Regions from separate parts of the Mus musculus genome. Here region 2 is linked to region 1. The links are chromatin loops, found by intact Hi-C in ENCODE. Cell type or tissue: gastrocnemius. All regions are shown on one strand.

Region 1 (2,500 bases):
TTTCTTAATCTGCTGATGCTGAAGTCGTTCACTTAGTCCCATGCAACCTAAGAGTCCATAAATTGTTTGGATCCATCAATCGTGATATTTAGTAAGCTCATAAATGATCTTATTTAAACTATTTGAGAGCCAAAGCCGTTTCTTCCATGACATCCTGAGGGAATGCTCTGGGGTGTGCTCATTTGACCAAGCTTGTCTCTTTTCCAGGACATCCCACTTGTAGATTATTTTCCTGGGATGGGGTGGGGGTGTGTCTCATGTCGGGGGTGTGTGACTCATTATGTAGCCCTGGCTCGCCAGGACTCAGAGGTCACTTGCCTGTTCACAACTTCTTGTTAGACACACACTCCTTTCCCTGTATACCCAAGCACTCATCAGCTCCATCTCTTTGGAATCCGTCCTTTTGTCTAACAGAATAACCATCTTTGGTACTGGGAAACTTCCTGATGCCCATTTTCTACTTCTGCCTTCACAAACTTAAGTATCTTACTTTCTGCCTCGGATCTTCAGTGGGTTTCTCGTGCTTTTGGAATAAAGCCCTAAATTCAAGAAGCCTTGCGCAAGTCAGGCCCTGCCTTCCTCGCCCCCTCACAGTCCTTGTCCTGCAAGCCGTGAGGTCTCCTCCTGCCTCAGTTAGCAGAGAAGCTGTTCTCAGCCCACCACACCCTTCTGCTTTGCACCTTGAGAATCCTAACTAGTCAGTTTTTTTTCTTTGTCTTTTTTGGCCCCACTTTAGCAGTATGCATTTTCTCTATGTTCTTATTATCACTTTAAAACTGTGTAGACAGAGCCGGGCAGTGGTGGAGCACGCCTTTAATCCCAGCACTCAGGAGGCAGAGGCAGGCAGATTTCTGAGTTCAAGGCCAGCCTGGTCTACAGAGTGAGTTCCAGGATAGGCAGGGCTACACAGAGAAACCTTGCCTTGAAAAAACAAAAAAACAAACAAAAACAAAACCCACAAAAAACAAACTGTGTAGACTGGGTGAAAATGGCTGGCTGGCTGCTAGATTGTAAGCTCATGAGGGCAGAAACCTCATTCCTTTCTGTATTCTCATTGCTGAACACATAGCTGCTGCTCAATAAATACGACTGAATGAGCTCAGAATTCATCTGCAATAACTAGTGGGTCTGATGTGTCTTGAAGGCAAGGTGGGACTGAGAGACAGAAGCATGCCTGGCCCTATTCTGTGGTCTCAACCTACAGGCGTGGTTTTATTTCTTTCCTGCCACAGAGCCAAGGACTCAAAAATGACCAGTTGAGCCGGGCGGTGGTGGCGTACGCCTTTAATACCAGCACTTGGGAGGCAGAGGCAGGTGGATTTCTGAGTTCGAGGCCAGCCTGGTCTACAAAGTGAGTTCCAGGACAGCCAGGGCTATACAGACAGAGAAACCCTGTCTCAAAAAACCAAAAAAAAAAAAAAAAGACCAGTTGTGGGTAATCTGCTTGTGATTTCCTCTATGACCACCAGGTGGCTCTAATGACTAAAGATTGAGGATAGTAGGGCTGTGACACCAACGTCGGAGAAGTTAGAAGGGGCCACAGAGGGGAGGTCCGGGAGGGCAGTAGGAAGAAAACCTGCATGACCACCACTCTGTTAGCATAAAGTTTATGCCTGATTTTATTTTTTTTCCATAAATACATAAGTACTTTAAGAAGTCACATACGGGGCTAGGGAGATGGCACAGCGGTTAAGAACATTGACTGTTCTGTAATCTACATGTACACATTTTAAGAAAAAAATCTTTTTTAAAAGGTCATTTATTGGGTGGGGTGAGTGGCGGGCTTGGAACGGGGCTGTGTGCACAGCTGGGGCTGGGGCTGAGTAGCCAAGCATTGTTAGAGGGGCGGGTGGGTGTGGCCTGAGGTGTACTTTAGAGATGAAAGGAGGATATCATGTTTTGTTTTGGGCCAGGGCTAGATTTAGTCCCCTTTGGCCTTCACAGGGGAAAGAGTACATCTTCCAAGCTGCAGCCTCAGGCTCCAGTGTTGGGTAAGACGACTGGTCGGGCCGAAGTACTGACTTAGGCAGGTTTTGAGACAGTCGCACTATGTAATCCAAGCTGGCATCAAACTCCCCATCCTTCTGTCTCAGCCTCCTGAGTCCCGGGTCTGTAGGCATGTACCCCCGTGCCCAGTGTCTTATGATCAAAAGCAACCTGGGGAGGAAAGGGTTTTTTTAAGCTTACAGTTGTAATCCACCATGAAGGGCAGCCAGGGCAGAAACTCAAGGCTGGAAGCCATGGAAGACTGCTGCTTCCTGGCTTGTTCCCCGTGGCTTGTTAAGCAATTGGCTCAGGGCTGGCACCACTCCCAGTGGACTCGGGCTTCCAATACCAGTCATTCATTTTAAAATGCCCTACTATGGCATCTTCTCAACTGACGCTCCTCTTCCTAGATAACTCTGGTGGTGTCAAGGTGGCAAAAACAACACCCAGGACACCTGGCTAGCTGTGTCTAAGGTACTAGAGGTACACTGAAAACCAAAGCTGATGTGTGAAT
Region 2 (2,500 bases), 200 kb after region 1:
TTCTTTAAGTTAGGGATTTTTTTCTATAATTTTGTTGAAGATATTTACTGGCCCTTTAAGTTGAGAATCTTCATTCTCTTTAATACCTATTATCCTTAGGTTTGGCCTTCTCATTGTGTCCTCGGTTTCCTGGATGTTTTGGGTTAGGAGCTTTTTGTATTTTGTATTTTCTTTGACTGTTGTGTCAATGTTTCCTATGGTATCTTCTGCACCTGAGATTCTTTATCTCTTGTATTCTGTTGGTGATGCTTGCATCTATGACTCCTAATCTCTTTTCTGGGTTTTCTGTCTCCAGGGTTGTCTTGCTTTGTGATTTCTTTATTGATTCTATTTCAGTTTTTAGATCCTGAATGGTCTTGTTCAATTCCTTCACCTGTTTGGTTGGGTTTTCCTGTAATTCTTTAAAGGATTTTTTTTGTGTTTCCTCTTTAAGGGTTTCTACTTGTGTTCTCCTGTATTTATTTCATCAAGGGAGTTATTTATGTCCTTCTTAAAGTCCTCTATCATCATCATCATGATCTGTGACTTTAATTCACTCTTGCTTTTCTGGTGTGTTGGAGTATACAGGGCTCCTCCCTGTGGTGGGAGAACTGGGTTCTGATCATGCCAGATACCCTTGGTTTCTGTTGCTTTTGTTCTTGCCCTTGCCTCTCACCCTCTGGTTATCTCTGGTGTTAGCTGGTCTTGCTGTCTCTAACTGTGGCTTGTCCCTCCTGCAAGCCTGAGCGTCAATACTCCTGGGAGACTAGTTCTCTCCAGGATGAATTTGGGTATGGAGAGCTGTGGCACAGGGTCAGTTCTAGGGAGCAGACAGAAACCTGAAGGAGCCTGTCCCCAGCTGTTCCTTGGTTCCCATGTCCTGATGATTCTGAGTGGTTCCTCTTGGGCCAAGAATTTGAGCAGAAGTGTTGTTGTTACAAAAATAAAAGTACTCAACAGCATGAAATCTAAGCCCTGCCTAAATGTGTGCTGTTAGCATTGTTCCCCATCTATTCTCAGTGTGGACCCTCAGCACTTACAATTGAAGTAAGGCTTCAAACCCTAGCATTATCATCTTCTTGGTGCCAGTCAGAGAAGGCAAGCACTCAGGCCCACCTCATACCTACCAAGTGAGAATCTCCATTTTACCAAGATTCCCCACATGAAGCCAGTACTGGGTTGCTTGAGACAAAGAGTTTGGCCACCACCTGGTGGCAGAACACTTTAATTGCAACCTGCCCGTTGACATCAAAATCTCAAATCTAAAACATTTTTCATTATTAAATTGTTGAATACTGGTTATTGAACCTAAGTCTTTTGCATTCTGAGTAAACACACATTACTAATTTATATCCAGGGCCATCTTAATATTTTTATTTTTATTTATTTTTTTAAATGTGTGCTGGGCAGTGTTGTGCATGCCTTTAATCCCCAACCCTCAGGAGGAAGAAGCAGACTGAGCTCTGATTTTGAGAATAACCTGATCTACTGAGCCAGTTCCAGGATAGCCAGGGCTACACAGGGAAACCCTGTCTCAAAAATTAAAAAACAGAAAAAGAAAAAATTCCCTATAATTAATTTTTTTACATGTTATGTGTGTATGAACACAACCAATCATATGCATGTGGAGGTCAAACACGTTAGGCTTAACAAGTGCAGGAACTTTTTCTTCGAGCCCTGCTGCTCCTGCCATATTTATTTCATATATGTGGGTACACTGTCACTGTCTTCAGACACACCAGAAGACTGTATTGGTTGCCCATTACAGATAGTTGTGAGCCATGCCCATTACATGTGGTTGCTGGGAATTGAACTCAGGACCTCTGGAAGAGTAGTCGGTGCTCTTAACCGCTGAGCCATCTTTTCAGGCTGTGCAGTAATTTTTGATGTTTAATTTTTACTTTTTAAGATTTTTTTTAAAAGTTTATTTTATACATGAGAGCTCTTTCTGCATGTGCACCTGAAGGCCAGAAGAGGACATCAGATCTCATTACAGATGGTTGTGAGCCACCATATGGCTGCTGGGAATCCAATTCATGACCTCTGGAAGAGCAGTCAGTGCTCTTAACCGCTGAGCCATCTCTCCAGCCCCTTAGTTTTAGTTTTTTTATGCTGGAGATTGAACCTAGGGCCTTGTCCATCTTAGGCAGGTGCTCTACTGCGAGCCATATTCCCAGCCTTTTAAATTTTGTTTTGGTTAGAGAAAGGGTCTCACTACATTGGCCTCAACTCTAAAAGACTAATTTTTAAATGACCCAAACACCAAATGTTAAGCTCCTTTCTAGGTCACGTTCCCGACATCTACACACTATAATCCAGACACTTAAGAGACCCCAGGGCTCCAACCTCACATTCCTCCTGTTGACCCAAGTTAGGTCATATGCTCAGAAGTCTCCCTGTGGGGACATGTAGCTTCTATCCAACCCAGTGAGCATAGAAGGGAGGGTCTCAGGAGAGCCCCTCCTGGCAGAAGGGGGCTGGCTGTGGCCAGGGTCCCCTGGGGCAGGGATTCTTCTCTCTC

The links. Hi-C counts contacts between places; a loop is a spot of excess contacts. Peaks named below come from ENCODE experiments on the same cell type or tissue, not always from the same donor. Only the 100,000 strongest peaks of a DNase experiment are listed, where the experiment ranks them.
Region 2: a loop joins it to region 1, with 2.5 times the contacts of the local background. A loop is called at or near these places in 15 of 42 quality-filtered maps.

The regions. Positions count from the first base shown.
Region 1 is chr11:69,389,546-69,392,045 of GRCm38, reverse strand. Cyb5d1 (cytochrome b5 domain containing 1) reads left to right here. Exons shown (of 4, transcript NM_001045525.2): 4 at 1-869. Among named protein-coding and RNA genes, the nearest start is that of Cyb5d1, 4.6 kb to the left of the region's middle. In gastrocnemius, a CTCF peak has its summit at 1,473 (motif pointing right); DNase peaks (open chromatin) are centred at 1,474, 1,818 and 2,287; H3K27ac peaks cover 590 bases.
Region 2 is chr11:69,191,703-69,194,202 of GRCm38, reverse strand. The region is part of intron 3 of Alox8 (arachidonate 8-lipoxygenase); the gene reads left to right. Among named protein-coding and RNA genes, the nearest start is that of Alox8, 4.9 kb to the left of the region's middle. In gastrocnemius, a CTCF peak has its summit at 1,195 (motif pointing left); a DNase peak (open chromatin) is centred at 1,176.